Linked DNA regions of Mus musculus: region 2 is linked to region 1. Evidence: chromatin loops called from intact Hi-C (ENCODE). Cell type or tissue: heart. All regions are shown on one strand. Links, peaks and the distances in the headings refer to the core of each region. The heading gives the core; the rest is flanking DNA.

Region 1 (7,769 bases), core at 2,527-6,526:
GGGCTAGGCGTGGAACAGAAATAGACCGTGAATAGGCACAAGATGTTTGAGCTGTGTGCAACAGAAATGTTCTTTGGGGGGTGGTTTGTCATGTACAAACATACTTGTGTCTAAGACACTTGTGCATAGGCCAGAGGCAGATGTAAGGTACCCCGCACCCCCCCCCCCGCTATTCTTTTGAGTCAAGGTTATCTCATTGAATCTGAACTAGGCTGTTGGCCATCAAACCCCAGCAATCCTCCTGCCTCCTTCCCACCCCCAGCTCTGAACTTAAAGACGTGGGTGCTGGGGATTTGAACTCAGTTCCTCATGCTTGAGTAGCGTTCATTTTTATCTGCTAAGCCATTGTCCCAGCCCGAAACAAGAATGTTCTATAATTAAGTTTCAATGATAGGTACATAGCTCTGTAAATATGCTATAAGTAATTGCACAGTTAATTTGGGTTGATTTTATGCCATACAGATTAATGCTATACAGATTAATTCTCGGTCTGTGAAAAGACTGAGCAGTGGTGGTGCACACCTTTAATCCCAGCACTTGGGAGGCAGAGGCAGGCGGATTTCTGAGTTCGAGGCCAGCCTGGTCTACAGAGTGAGTTCCAGGACAGCCAGGGCTATACAGAAAAACCCTGTCTCGAAAAAAAAAAAAAAAAAAAAAAAAAAAAAAGAGTACTGACTGCTCTTCCGACGGTCCGAAGGTCCTGAGTTCAAATCCCAGCAACCACGTGGTGGCTCACAACCATCCGTAAAGAAATCTGACACCCTCTTCTGGTGTGTCTGAAGACAGTACAGTGTACTTACGTATAACAATAAATAATTCTTTTTAAAAAGAAAGAAAGGAAGGAAGGAAGGAAGGAAGGAAGGAAGGAAGAAAGAAAGAAAGAAAGAAAGAAAGAAAGAAAGAAAGAAAGAAAGAAAGAGAGAAAGAATCTGTGAAGAGAGACTAGGATTTGGAGAAGTCACTCTCCATCAAGAGCACTTGTTGCTCTTCCAAAAGACAGGAATTCTGTTCCCAGCATCCACACGGTGGCTCACAATCATTTGTAACTCCTGTTTCAAGGATTCCTCACCCTTTTCTGGACTCACTGGGCTCCAGACACATACAGGATGCACAAACATACATGCAGGCAAAACACCATACAGATAAAATACAAATAAAAATTTTTAAATTCAAGTGTATCTGAAGATCTGGGAAGGACACTAAATCACATTCCATGAGCCACAAAGCAATCTCAAAACAGCAGCTATGATTAGCTGTGGATGGCATTTGGGTCTATGCCTCAGTTTCCCTATCTGCCATACTGTCACTGTCACCTGCGAAGCCCTTACTTATTTACAGAGAATAAATTCAAGTGGAGATAAAGGTTGTAAAGAAATTAGGTTAGCGAGGAAATAAGAGTGACTCAAGGAGAGGCTAGACAGGAATAAGGAGGTGAAATGAGAGGTGGAGATAAGGAGAGAGGTGTAAAGAGAAGATAAGAAACCGCACAGCAATTGGAAGGTACGAGGCTATGGCCTCAGCTCAGAAACCTAACCCACAGCAGAGGAAAAAGACACCAGACCAACCTGACCTGGGCTCAGATGGTGCTTTGATAGAGGGATCTCACCGTGGCCTAGGTGGCCTCTTCTCTGACCCTAATCCCATGTCCCTTGGAGAAGCTGTGCTGTCCCCTGACGCCCTCCACTGGCTGGCTTGCTATGGTCCCATTGAGTGGCTATCTATATCCAGGGCTTTAATTACCCACTCAGCTATGCCCAGTTGCCAAAAAAAAAGCCTTGTGGTGTGGCTTCCACTGCTGAAGAGCAGGCCTAGCCCTCTCTGTAACCCTCTTGCACCCAGATGCAGAAAGCTAAGCACCTCCTAGCCAGCTAGTCAGGTAGCAAGGGCCTGGCTGTGCCTGTATTATCAACATAGGGAAAGATACACTAGAGCATAAGGACTGGGGTCTGACACAGGTAACCCTAGCCCCATCCCCAATGTGCTAACAGCCAACACCACCTGTCTCCGGGTCTTAACACCTGAACAAAGGTGAAGGGAGTTCTGGGAAGAGCCAACCAGCCCTGACACCAGTGAGCACTGAAGAAAGTCCTTGGGATCCCAAGGGGCCCAAGATGAAAGGTCCAAAGCCAGCCTTGGAGCAAAATGCCAGGTCCCCCTCCCTCACCTGGGTCTCACAGGAGTCAAATGGTGGCTCTAGAGGGGCAATGCAGAGCAGTAGGCCAAGGCCTTTCTGGTCACAATGACTTTCTTTCGTCTTCCCTGCTCACATACGCCCTCGAGGAAGGGCCACCGGCAGAGGAAGGAGTCAGGACGGGAAGGAAACTGAGGCCGGGCGGGCAGAATGCCCAGGAGAGGCAGGGGGAGTGTCCAAAGCCAGGCGTGTAGAGAAGAAATTAGAAATAAAAATAGGCAGAGAGAAAGGGGGGTTTGTAGAAAGGACGAGGTGCAGGGATAATAGAGTGTGAAGTCAGGAGAAAATACTGAAAGCTGGTGAGGAGAGCCTGGGTGTGGTGGTACATGCCTGTAAACCTAATTCCCTGTACTCCGGATGTGGCGACAGGATATCAGACACTCAAGGCCAGCCTCGGCCTGAGCTTCATGAGACCTTGTCTCAAAAAATAACAGCAGTTTTGGGGATGAGATAGTGAACTAGGAAAATAGACTGTAGGGAAGGCCAGGGAACCCTAAGAAGCATGAGTGGTGGTGATGGGGAGGGAGGGGGCAGACTTAGCATACATTCCCCAAATAGGAGAGGATAAACCAGGCGCTTCAGAGCACCTTGGAGCGGGGAACGGAACCGGAGGGCAGCTAGGAAAAGAGGAATCCCCAGCAGCGGGAGAACAGAGTCTTGCACAGTCTGGGGACAGAGTAGACAGAGCTGGGAAGAGTAGTTGGGGTGGAGGAGTATTGGGGAGCGACGCTGGAAAGGTGCACTTCTCGGAAACCCGCAGGGTTCGTGGATCTCCCCACAGCAGAGGCTCGGCCCTCCCCAGGCCACCGGGTGGGACAAGGCAGCAGTGTTGGGTCGCCTGCTGCGGCAGCCCCGCCCGTCCGGCCCCGGGGACAAGCGGCCTTTCTTCAGCAGGGCAGAGAGAGAAAAAGTCGCTTGTTTGCACAGCAGGGAAAGGGGGCGGCCTCGCAGCTGCAGGAAGGGGGCTGGCATGTGGAGGGAGGTGCGTGCGTGCGGGGAGGTTGCGTGAGTGGAGCAGTCTTCCCGGGCGACCCTTCCCAGCGCGTGGAGTGCGTGGTGTGAAGCGGACTAAGTGTGTGAAGTCGAGGCCCATGTGAGGATTCACGTGTGCACCCGTGGGGTGACACTGGACTGTCGGTGTGACGTGTCTTGCGGGTGCGCGGAGGTGAGGCGTGGGATGCTGTGCGTGGGAGCTGTGCGGACGCCCGTGTTAGTGGCCAGTTCTGTTTGTGTGACCGCTGTGGAGTGAGCCCGAAGTGCGATGAGTCAGTCTCCGGGAGCCTCCGGGACCGCTGAGCTAACGGGCCCAGAATGCAGCCCCACCCCGGCTCACTGGGTCCCCCGCCGGGCCGCGCAGTCGCGAGCCAAATCCCCGCTGCGCTGGCCTGGGCGGAAGCGTCCGCGGCGCCAGGGCAACCCCGCGCCCCACGACCCCACCCAGCCGCCTACCCTCGCTTCCCCATCCCGGGGGAGTCCGATGACGGCGCTCGACCTCGGCTGGGGAACTCCGCGCTGTTTTTGGATCCAGACCGCGGAGGCGGAGCGGGAGCCAACGGCTCAGTCATCCCAGGTCGCCGGGGACCCTCATAGATAACGGGGGTCCTGGAAAAGTGCCCAGGAGACCCTAGACATGGAAACCCCAGGATCCCTCCCTGACTCCCTCCCACGCCTCAGAGTTGAACTCCACATCTTTTTGAGTCCATCCAGGCAGCTGGAACGAGGACAAGAGCGGAGACGCCTAGGGGATCCCCCTTCCTGTGGTCCTGCTGATGTGGAGAGGAACCATGTGCGATGCTGTAGACAAGGTCCCGCGCGCGTACCCAACCCGAGACTGCAAGTGTGGGATACTGGCCATCGGGGTGCCCACAGGAGGATCTAGATCCCGCAAGACTTGGGGGGGGGGAATTCCTCCACTTAATACCAGGGCCCCCTCTGGCGGTGGCGCTGGCAACGACTCAGGAGGGCAAGAGCAAGCAGTTCGCCGAGGGCGGCCCACAAAGCCCCTTCCGCCAACGCACTCACCTGGCATGGCCCCCTTTTTCCGCACCTTTCTACCCAGTTCGCTGGGCCAGACTGGTCTCGTCTGGTCCCGGGGACTTTCCCTTCTGTAGACTCAGCCAGACGGCGAATGGAACCCCGAGGCATAGTGGGAGGGGCACGCTTACCTTGTGGGGAGTTGGGGGGACACCGGCCCCTTTGCCCAAGTGGGCCGCGGCGGCCTCAGGCTGGCGAAGACTCTGTTGCTTTTCCCCTGGAGCCAGCTGAGTAGGAGGAGAGGGAGACTGTCCCGCCCCGCTTCCCTGAGTCCCCGCCCCCATCCCGTCCTGTCCGCCTGGCCAGCTAGAGAAGACGCCCTTGTGGTGCTGGAGCCCAAGGCCCCCACCCAGCTTTTCCCACAGCAGCACCTCCCCCGCTTGCACAGCGCCCGCTTTGTTCATCTGTACAGCTGGGCTTTCCACCACCACCACCAGGGCCACCACCGTGCAAACTCTCCTCTCACCCTCCCCTTCCGACCCTCCTAGACCACCCTCCACTCTGGGCCTCGAAGCACTTCTTTATTTACCTCCGCCTACCCAAGATGCCTGAATCGTCCCCTGACTCCCCATGAGTCCTAGCGCAGCCCTACCACAGATGCTCAATTTCCTTTCAGAACATCAACTGAGGGCACCCAGGTCAGCCCCTACCCTTTGCTGTTCCAAGCCCCACCATAGAGAGTTGTCGATTTAATAATTGCACACCATGCTTCAGAAATGAACGTGAAGGCAAGGTCCGTTGAAAGTGTGCTGTAAGCCAAATGATGGTGGTCTTTTTCCCAGCACTCGGGAGGCAGAGGCAGGTGGATCTCTGTGAGTTCGAGACCAGACTGGTCTCAGAATGAGTTCAAGGACAGCCAGGGCTACACAAGAGAAACCCTGTCTCAAAAAACAAAAACAAACAAAAAAGTGTGGTGCAAACCACAGGACCCAGGAAAGCTGAATGGAGCCGGCCTTTTTGCCTCTGTCCATTCACCTCCACTAAAGAATTGTTGGGTTGCAGCTGGAGCTGGAGGCAGGGTAGAAAGACACCAGGTTGGCTGAAGAGTGGGAGTTTGAGGAAGAAAAGAGGGAGGGGGGCAGTCTATAAGCCCAGCCTGGCGAAGTCATTCAGCAGTCCAACCCGCACCCCGAAATCCAAGCTGACAGTGTAGCCGCACCTTGCAAAGCCTGCTCTTGCCCCAGGAGACGGCTGGGAGGCCTCATGGGAGCTGAACTCAGACTAGACTGGGCCTCTTTAACCTGCACTAAAGGATTGGCAGAGGCTTTTCCTCAGTGAAGGAACAAGCAGGAAGCCCCCAAGTCTGGCTTAAGGTCCAGATGGGATGGGTTGGAGAAAATTTAAAATGAAAGTCCTCTTTGGAATGGACAAACCCAGTTCTGTTCCAGTGGCTTTTGTTCTGTGTTCTCTCTCTCTCTCTCTCTCTCTCTCTCTCTCTCTCTCTCTCAGGAATGGCAGGAGACTGAACTGCAGGAATTTGGTCACTCATTGACAGAACTAGCATTAGTAGGGGGCATCCACAGCTGGCGATTAAACCTGAGACTGTGGAGCAATGAACAAGAGGGAGGAGGAGAAGGAGTCCTACCTGCCACCTCCTCTAGCTAACAGAGGTGACAAGTGCACTGTGGTCACCAGAAAGTCCCAAGATATAAGCAGCTTCTTTTTACCTCTCTTCGTATCATTTGAGGCTCAAGGAACAATTTCAGCTCTGGCCAACCTTCCTGAGGCATATGTCAATCACAACAGTATTTTTCATGCTGCTCTAGTGTGTTGTTGTTGGTGGTGGTTTTTTGGTTTTTTTTTTTTTCTTTTTTCTTCCAGATGTTTCTTTCTAATGAATTGACCATAAGACTTACAATTTCTGCAATGGCCAACAGACCACAGAAAGATATTTCTTTAGGCTCCTGCTTGAAACCAACAGCTTCAGTAAACTGCAGCCTTGATTCAGGGCCATTTTGTTTTTGTTTTTGGTTTTTTGAACAAAAAGAGAAAGCAAAACAAAATCATCTTGTTGCAAATTTAGCATTTGGAGAGGGGTTCTGATTAGGGGGATCTCAAATTCTTCCATCTTTTTCTTAACCTCGGGTGGCTGCTGACTAACTTGGTCAGGCAATCATTAAACCCGCCAGAGGCAGGTGACGACGCTGAGGCAGGGGGCTCTAAAATAGCACCTAATTTTTTCTCAGTGTCTCACTGTCCAGCTGACACTATGATCAAGGCTCTATGAAATTTGTCCTATCTCCTGCTGTGTCCAGCCTCTGTGTTCCCACAGTTAGAGCACTCAGGGGACTAAAGACCTTCTGCCCCCACCCCTCCACCCTCATCCCACTCCACATCTGGAGCCCATCAAGAAGCCCAGTGCTCTCTCACAGTTATGCAAGAGGTCGAGCAGCTGGGAGCTCGGCTCCGAGCGCAAAGTGGGAGGAAGAGAAGAAAGCAGAGACCAACCAGCTTTCCAAGCAAGCTTCAGACTTTCCGAAATGGAAGCAGGGGGAGAGGGCAGAGGCTGGGTGTGGAAAGAAGGGTGAGTTCTTCAAAGCCTTCTGCACTTAGCTGTGGCTGTCAAGAGTGGGTTTCCACACTCCTCCTGCCTTTCCCTTGGCACACCTCCCATTTGGTCCCTCTTCTCAAATTGTGCTCCCTCTGGCTCCAGAAGAGGGTGAACGGTACTCATTTGGCCAGCAGCCGCTGTAGTCTACTCCCTCTCCCAGAAAGGATCCCTCTGGTTGTGTAATAGTTTCCTCAAGATTGAAACATTCTTTCCTGCAGGGAAGTTCCTTAAGGAAGGTAAACAACTCAAAATAGCTCCAGGAAGTCCCTGAAACTGACCAGATTCTCTAGGTCCCTCCCTGCCAGAGTAAGGAATAAAAAAGCCAAGAGTGCATCTCAGACAGGCTGAGCTTCAAACCAGACCACAACAGCTGCCTGGAAGAGGTTTAAGCCAACCGAATCATTTAGAAAAGCTGCTCTCCAGCCTGCTGAGCAGCATGCATGCTCAGTATTGGGCTACGAGTTCCCAGCTCAGTGAGCTCTCAAGCTGGGGTGGCCTTGTGATACATCCATCTTTGAGTCATTTCTACTCCTGTAATTAACCTATCACCCAAAAGTAACTACAAAAATAAAATAAAGTAACCCCAGTAAAACTCATTGGTTAACTAAACTGGACTTTGGTGGTGTGGTGGTTGCCCCAGAGAGAGGCACTATTAGGAGGGTGTGGCCTTGTTGGAAGTGTGTCACTGTGGGGGGTGGGCTTAGATACCTTCCTCCTAGCAGCCTGGAAGTCAGTTTTGTCCTGACTGATTTGGATCAAGATGTATAATTCTTGGCTCCTTCTCCAGCACTGTCTGCCTGGATGCTACGGTGTTTTCTGCCATCTTGATTAATGGACCTCTGAACCTGTGAACCAGCTCCAGTTAAATGTCCTTAATAAGAGTTGCTTGGTGGGCTGGTGAGATGGCTCAGTGGTTAAGAGCACCGACTGCTCTTCCGAAGGTCTGAAGTTCAAATCCCAGCAACCACATGGTGGCTCACAACCACCCATAAT
Region 2 (7,769 bases), core at 1,416-5,415, 250 kb before region 1:
TGTCACTTGGATGGGTGGCCCTGAAGGCAGCCTGGAGTTATGGCCTGGAATTTCCTGCCGGGTGCCAGGGCCAGGCCTCCAAAGCCCCACCCCCCAGCCTGGCCTGACCTCCCCTCCCTCCCTCCTTCCCCCTCCCTCCCTCTCTCCCTCCCTCCCTCTGTCTACTTTCCCTGGAGGTTGGAGGAGGGGCAGTGAGAACATTCTGGCTACCAGGGAAAGGTGACTTCCTGGGTGTGGGGTACTTGGGGGGAAACTGAGGTGATTGCTCATGAAGACTTCTAGGGGACATGTTCCCTTAGCCAGTCCTGAATGTGGGGACATTTGCCCCTCACTGTCTCATGACTCTTACTAGCTAGGGAACCAGAGCCGAGGCCATCTTCCGGAGAACAGGGATGCTCACCTTGTTCTGTGTGTAGGTAAGGGGTGTGGTGGCTTCTAACTTTCAGTCTTGAAGGGAGTGGAGGCTCCCTTTGCCTCCGCACGTCTCCTGTCAGTGGCAAAAGCCACTGGAGACCTTTCCTTTGCCTGCGTCCAGCAGGCAGGGCCCTCCCTTCTTGGTTCTAGGCCAGCTGCTCCTCCTAAGTTGGTAGCCCTTTCCGGGTCCCCTTCTCCACTGGCTGAACCACCTCTGTCTGGCCCTTTCTTCCTCCTTGTCCTGGTAGCTCCACATTGTTCTGTGTCCACCCCCCCCCTCCCTCCCCCAAGCTTCAGGAATGGCCCTGAATCCAGCATTTCCAGCGTTTCGAAACCAGGATTGTTTTGAAATCCTGAGTGCTTCCCCGCCGCCCCCTCTGACTCCCCTCCTCACTCACAGCTCACTGTCTTCCAATCTGACTTTTCGCTGGGCTGCACTTGAGGTAATCCATCTGAGTGTGTGTGCTTGCACATGGATACAAACCGTACTACTATGTATGCGGTGGCTCTGCGTGTGTCCCGGAGTGGGTGTGTCTGTGTCAGATTTCTGTGTGACTGGCTAATGATGGCTGGCAGTTTCCTGAGCATTCTTTTGGTTGCCTCTGAATTTGCCACTCTCGTGGGTCTGAAGGAAAGTTTGGGCTATTTAAGGAGGTACCTTGAAAGTGTGTCTGCTTGCCTCTCACTTGTGTGTGTCTGGGGGTGGGGGGGTTCTTTCTGAGGAGTGCGCTGGAGGCTGGAGGTGTGTCTCTGATGTGTGCTTACGTTTGCTTTGCATCTGTTCCGCCTCCTCCTCCACCCTGGGAACGTGTCTGGGGGGTGTAGTCACAGGTCTGCAGCTCCCTGGGACGTGGAGTCCTCTGCCCTTTGATAGGAGGTTTCCTGGAGTGAGGCCCAAGCTCCTGGCAGCTCTGAGGCCTTGGAGAAAGAGTGGTGGAGTTGGGGAGACGCCTAGATAAGCTGTTGCCAGGGCCTGGTCCTCTCTTTCTCTGGCCTTGTATGCTCAGCGGCACCAGGCAAGCCTGTGTCCTGAGGGTGTAGTGATGGCTGATAGAGGGAGCATAGGGACTAAAGGGACATGTTCCTTTCACCTCTGCAGTCACCTCCTTCACTGGAGACCAGGAACAGTCGGTCACAATTTACCTAGGAGTGTGGTGGTGAGTTTCAGGTTCAGAAAACTTGACTTCTCCACTTACAGTTAGTTGCTTAACAGAACAAGCTCAAAATCTAATCCCAAGCAAAAGGCAGAGGTGCCTGGAATGCAGGCGTCTGGGATGGACCATTGCAGCCCTGGTCCAGGGAAGTCTTACTGATGTCTCCCTCGATTCCTTCCTACTACCAGTGAGGTTCTGCACTGGGGTGAGAGGCAGCCATGAGTGTTTTGGTTTTTGTTTACTCTGGCTAAAGCCTAAGCATTGGTAGTATGTTTAAGCTGGTTGGCCATATACACTGGGATGCTCAGAGTCCGTGCTAGGACTCAGCTTTCTATCTTAGGATCTTAGGCAGTAACTGAATGCTTTTCTGCAAGTACATGCAGAGGTCAGAGAGGAGGAAGATGGGCAGGGGGTGTTGCTGTGAGTGAGGGGCCGGTGGAGACCTCCCTCCCTCTGGAGGTGGGCCTAGGCTAGGCTTCTTTCCCCGACGTTTCCTTTGGTCCCCAGTACAGTGGGAAGAAAGGAGTAGTACAGGCCCCTGTTGGTACAGGGCTCAGTGACCCAGCAGGAGGAGGGCCTTGGCAAGGAATTTTCAGTTTGTTTCTCAATCTCTGTCTCTGAGACATGCACACGGGCACGTCACTGCAGACACCTCTGGGAGTTGAGTCTAGAAAAGTCACCTAGGTGGTGGTAGGGTAGGGCGGTGTGCTTGGAATCATAAGGGAGACAGCCTTTTTTGGGCGGGGGCACGTTGTGCTTTCTGTCTCCTGTCTCTGGAAGTTGGGTGCAGTCAGGGCCCCCTTCTAACAGCCCCATCTTGAGCCAAGAGCAACACAGGCTGCAGAGGGTTAAGTCTGGTTGGCAGGGACACCCCCCCCCCCCCAGTGCAGCAAGAGAGAGGGAGGAGGGGTGGTTAGCAGCTTGCTCTAGTTGGCGTCTCTCCCAGAATTCTTCGGAAAAGAACTCCCCTTTGACCCCCAGTACAAACTGAGCCCAGCCACCAGCCTCCCTCCCTCCTGCTGTGGGAGCTTCACCCAGTGCTACTAAACTGCTAAACCTTCTTTGCCCCAGGCCCTGGTACGGAGACCAGGTGCCCAGGACTCGTTGTCTTTAGGGGACCAGGGTGTTATAGCCAAGGAGACCACATAGGTACACAGGAACTTAAATCCTTACCCTTGCCACAAGCTGACCTGGGGATGACTGACTGGTTCTGAAGCTGGGTCTCTGGGCTTCAGCTGCCCCTCCCCCCAGGACCTCAGGCCAGGTCGTGGGAGTCCTCCACCCTCCCTCTCTCTGTGGGGCCAGGCTCTCAGGGAACTAAGTCTGAGGTCTCCCTCCCAGTGCCTTCTCCTTCCTGCTTCCAGGACAGGGAAGGGGGGTGGTGTGGTGGGCAGCGGGGTCAGGCCTGGCTCCTGGCCAGTCCACAGAAGTCCACGTGCACGAGTGTGTGTGTGTGTGTGTGTCTGTGTGTCTGTGTGTCTGTGTGTCTGTGTCTGAGCAGCTCTGAGACTTCCTAGAGCTGTAGGCTATCTGTAAATTGTACAGGTTTGGGGCTGGGGAGGGGGCTGGGGAGGGGGCTGGGGGTTGGGCTTCTGGGGGAGGATCAGGGGCACAGATCGCTGGCCAGGGACTTTTAGCTGTGACCATTTCTCCACAGGGAGCCCCCATCCCAGACCACACCCCTGAGCCTGAACCTGACACACATTCCTCAGAGGTGAGCGGGCCCGTGTGTTTTGTGCTGCTATTTTGGCCTCCCCATCCTGTCTGCAGTGGCCGCACCATCCCGCTTGGCGCTTTCTGTCAGCTCCCGCCTCCTGGCTTTCTGCCCCTACTTGCATTCTCCTCTGTCTCTGGGTGGGCAATACTGCTGGTGTGTGTGTGTGTGTGTGTGTGTGTGTGTGTGTGTGTGTGTGTGTGTGTGCGCGCATGCGCGCATGTGCGTGTGCTCGAGAGCGCGCTCACGCTTACCCCGGACAGGAAAGGGTTAAAGCTGGTGGCCACTGCAAATTCTAAGCCTCTTCTCCTGGTGGGAGGTGGGAGACTCAGAACTGTGTCTACCTGGAGGGCGAGGAGGTAGATTTTTTATGGCTGTCTCAATTACTCGTCCTCCTTCCTTGGCTTTGACTTCTAGAGGTTGAGTCAAATCCAGGGTGCCCACTGGCCGGTGCCACTGGCCACCAGCCACCACCTTAAGTTTGGTTTCTGCTGCCCTGGCTCTACAGGCGTGTACACACTCACCACACATGCACACGCGCGCGAGCGCGCGCGCACACACACATACACACACACACACACACACACACACACACACACACACACACAGAGGCAAGCACACAGCTTCCCTCCTCCCTCTCTCCTTACTTAGCAACAACTCTACATTCACAACAAACACTCCTGCAGTCCTGCAGGCTCCTGTCTGACTTGGGCAAGCCTGAGGAAGGGAAGGGGGGAGGTGCCTCTTTTTCCTGGACGGTCCTTGGGAGGAGGAGCTTCTAGCTCCTCCATCTAATCCTCCAACCCCCCAACCCCCCAACTTTCCCTGTTGGAGGCCACTATCTTCCCAGAGGAAGCTCTCCTGCTTCTAACTCTGGTAGTGAAAAAAAAAAAAAGTAGGAAGAGGAGGGACAGGTGGGCCGACCGCAGGGCTCAGGCTCCTGCCTTCTCTGGAAAGCCCCACTTGACCTTTGACTCCCACCTGGGGCTTGGAGGGAGGCCACCAGGACTCCTCCTAGCCCTGGGCATTGCAGCAGAAGACTGTGCTAGAGCACTAGAAACCTGTCTTGGGGACCATGTTAGGGACCTGGGTAGGCGAGGAGGTAACGGACTGGGGGTGGGTGGAGCTAGCTGGGCCCTAGAACTTTGCTCTTTGAGATCTCAGGCCTGGCTCAGCAGGGCACCTGTAGAGAGGCCACAGGGTTCAGGGCTCTCTTTGATCTTTTCCCCAGGCAGGAACGGTGTGGCCTTTAGTGCAGGGCCCGGTGTCCATCAGGCCTAGAAGGAGGGTGGAAGGGTGCATGGATGAAGGCCAGGCCTGACCCCCGTGAGGGGCTGACACCTTGCTGCCACTGCATAGGGCAGTGGCTAAGAACCCGGTGCTGGCGTGTTGAGCTTCCAGTCCCGGTCTTGCGATGGTGGGCTAGATGAATTTTGGGCAAGCTACTTAACTCTTCTTAACTTGCAAAGAGGGAGTAATAAAAGGGCTTTCTAGGCTAGGCATGGGAATTCCAGCAACTGAGAAGAGGCAGGAGGGTCCCCGTCAGGTCTGAGGTCATTCTGGATCACAGAGTAATAATATCCAGTCGCAAATAGACAGACAAACCAGCAAACCCCAAACACCCCTAGACTATCAAAATAAAGTCTTTTCTAAGGCTGGCTGTGGTGGCAGGAGCCTGCCTGTAGTTCCAACTGTTTTAGTGGCTGAGGGAGGCACCCCGCCCTCAGGAGTTCAAGGCCAGCCTAAGAAACACAACAGGCTCTTATCTCAAAAAATAAGAAAAGGCTATCCCTAGGGCTGTGCTTCGGTTGATAGAATGCTTGCTTTCATGCACGGAACTCCACGTTCCAGCTTCGGATGACAGGAGCTGGCCGTAAAGCAGGCTGGCCATAAAGCAGGCATGGAGGCACGTGCCTGGAACCCGGCTCCCTGAAGGTAGAAACAGGAAGATCAAGGAGTCCAAGGACATTCTTAGCTGCACAGTGAACTGGAAGACTCCCTGAAAAAGGAGACCCTGAAAAAGCTGAGCATCTTCGCGCTTCCTTAGACCCCTGGGCTGAGGCAGGAAGACTGCTGCACACTCGAGGCCAGCCTCGTCTTCACAGGGAGAGCCTGTCTCGGGAAGAAAACTTTTAGGTAGTGATGTAGTTTGCCTAGCAGACTCAAGACCCCGGATTCCATCCCGGGACCAGGGGACAAAAAAAAAAAAAGACACCCAACTTCTTATAGTCGTTCTGAAGGTTAGAGTAGGTGAAACATACAGTGAGCTTGCAGGGGTTCGGCAGACATGAGAGGTGCTTGGCTTTATTGTTAATCTGAGCTCCTCGCAGGAGGTTTATCCTGGGGCATTGGCCTAAGGTAGAGAGTTTAGGGCTTGGAGTAAGAACCCATCCAGGTCTTCAGACTCTAATGCCCTTCCAGAATCACCTTGCTGTTGTATTTTGAGGCAGACCAGGCTGGCCTTGAACTCACAGAGCTTTGCTTGCCTCCTTGTTTTGGGATTAAGTCATGAGGTACCACAGCTGACAAGACAAACCTTGTTGCCTCAGTTTCCCCACTGTTGGTGCTGATCGATACTGTGATTGCAAGTTTTGTAGTTGCCCTGGACCTAGAGAAGGACTTGAGTTTCCAAGGACCCGCCCCCCATTCCTTTGTCCTTGCCCTTCATTTCTGCCCCCCCCCCCCCCCAACGCCGTCCCCCATCTGCTTGCTTGACTTAGTTTTGGAGCCTTCCACCATCCTTCTAACACTGCCCCCTGCTCTGTTCTGTCACCAGACCAGAGGAAACTGTCCTCAAATGGCTCCAATGGCCTTCCTGGTCTAGGAGTCAGGGGCCTTCCTTGGGAAGAAATAGGCAGTGTGGGGCTGTGAGGGCGATGGTAGTGGTCACACCTGCTTCAGGTCGTAGGGTACCGTCTTGAACATTTTCTGGCTATGGAAGGGCAGTGCCTGAGAGATGAGCTAAGCACACCCAGCATGTCAGCACCCCTGGGATCCAGTGGGGTACCCCTGGAATCCTTCCCTACCTACGAGCGAGCGAGCGTTGAAGAAAGTCCAGTGTGTCTCAGGGCAGGGGTCCATGTGAGCCACTGGGACTCACAAAGGTCCTGAGCTAGGACTGGGATCGTAGGGATGGAGTGCGGGAACTTCTGGGTGAGGGACCACGAGGTAGATGGTAGGGCCGGGTTGCCTACAAGAAGGAAGAATCTATGTCGGCAGGTCATTAGGATCTTCTGTGGATTACGGAGTAACAGGGTCCTGGGTCTGAGGCCTGGGCTGGGCTACCAGGTACCTTCCATTGTCTTGGCCTAGGGGGGATGGGCTAGAGGCTGAAGCTGTGCTGCCCACCACCTCCTGGGACAGAGAGAACTTCCTCTTTTCTATGGGCTCGGGAGGCGAGAGAGCTCACGAGAGCTCATGTGCCTGCACCATGGTGCTTAGCTGTTAAGCTGGCCGTGCCTCCTGTGCCCAGCCTCTGGGCCTGCCTGTTCCTTGGGCAGGCTGGGGCTATTTTTGGGATTGGGCTGGGGCTCTGGGGCCGGTTTCAGATGTTCCAACGTGAACAGGAGAAAGCAGGGACAGATGGCTAGAGGGTTCTGATCAGTGGGTCCTGCTGGGAACAGGGTTATTTTTAGGACCTTATTAACCCTTTGGGGCTCTGTGGGGCCACCCTGAGAGGTATTGCCCTTTCTGGTTGAGAAAAGAGCAGGGCTTCGTCCTCAGGCTTCCCCTCTAGTTCTGTGTATCAGCTGCCCTTTCTATCTAAGACCTTCTCTTTAGAGAGTACCATGGCTCCACACTGCATGTGTTTCCCAAAGGGGTCAGACTGGGGGAGGGCTGCAGATCACTGAAAGAGAAGTATCCTTCACTTACCCCCCTGGGTAAGACCTGAGGCTGAGGGAGCTTCAGATGGCTGCTCTCTGCATCCACACATTCTGGGTCGGAGACCCTCAGAGAGCTCAGGGGTGCTCAAGGATGGATGCCTGTTAGTAGAGTGAACAAGCTTCTTCACAGAGTGCAGAGAAAGCCATGCCTTCTCTGCACGGGGATGATGCCCATAAGCCCTGCTTGCCTGAATACTCACAAGGCAACTCTCTAGATGGTTCTTCTCATTACAAATGCACCTTCCTGACATGCCGCGTTCTTGGGAACTATGTCAGGAAAGAGAGGGTGCCCAAGGGATTTGGTTGAGGGCTAATGTGTCGTAGACATTTTTAGGTAGTTTCTGGTAATGACCTCACTTTGTGATTTTGCCTGTGAGGGAACCGAGGCTCAGAGGGATGAAGAGGTGGACAAGGTTCAGCAGTTTAGAAGAGGCTCCATGGGACTGGCACTCGCCCTGCCCAACTACAGATTATTCTTTTGTAACCCCATGCATGCCAGGATGCATGGTCAAGGCTACTGTAGGCAACAGAACTTGTCACGGGAAAGTTTATGGAGTGGATGTGAGAAAGGAGGCCTTAGAGCAGGGGACCCTGCTTGTCACT

The links. A loop is a pair of places that touch in the nucleus more often than their neighbours do. Peaks named below come from ENCODE experiments on the same cell type or tissue, not always from the same donor. Only the 100,000 strongest peaks of a DNase experiment are listed, where the experiment ranks them.
Region 2: it touches region 1 in a loop (2.0-fold over the local background); 1 of 42 quality-filtered maps calls a loop at or near these places.

The regions. Positions count from the first base shown.
Region 1 is chr9:44,730,769-44,738,537 of GRCm38, forward strand. It overlaps Phldb1 (pleckstrin homology like domain, family B, member 1), which reads right to left and starts at 4,430. Exons shown (of 22, transcript NM_153537.4): 1 at 4,357-4,430. Gm24166 (a small nucleolar RNA gene) reads right to left here and starts at 6,179; the gene lies at 6,045-6,179. In heart, for the core only: a CTCF peak has its summit at 4,166; DNase peaks (open chromatin) are centred at 3,623, 4,503 and 5,293; H3K4me3 peaks cover 2,422 bases; H3K27ac peaks cover 2,514 bases.
Region 2 is chr9:44,486,430-44,494,198 of GRCm38, forward strand. It overlaps a transcript of Bcl9l not described here. Among named protein-coding and RNA genes, the nearest start is that of Bcl9l, 8.8 kb to the right of the region's middle. In heart, for the core only: a CTCF peak has its summit at 3,348; DNase peaks (open chromatin) are centred at 2,532, 2,822, 3,862, 4,372 and 1 weaker place; H3K4me3 peaks cover 3,322 bases; H3K27ac peaks cover 4,000 bases.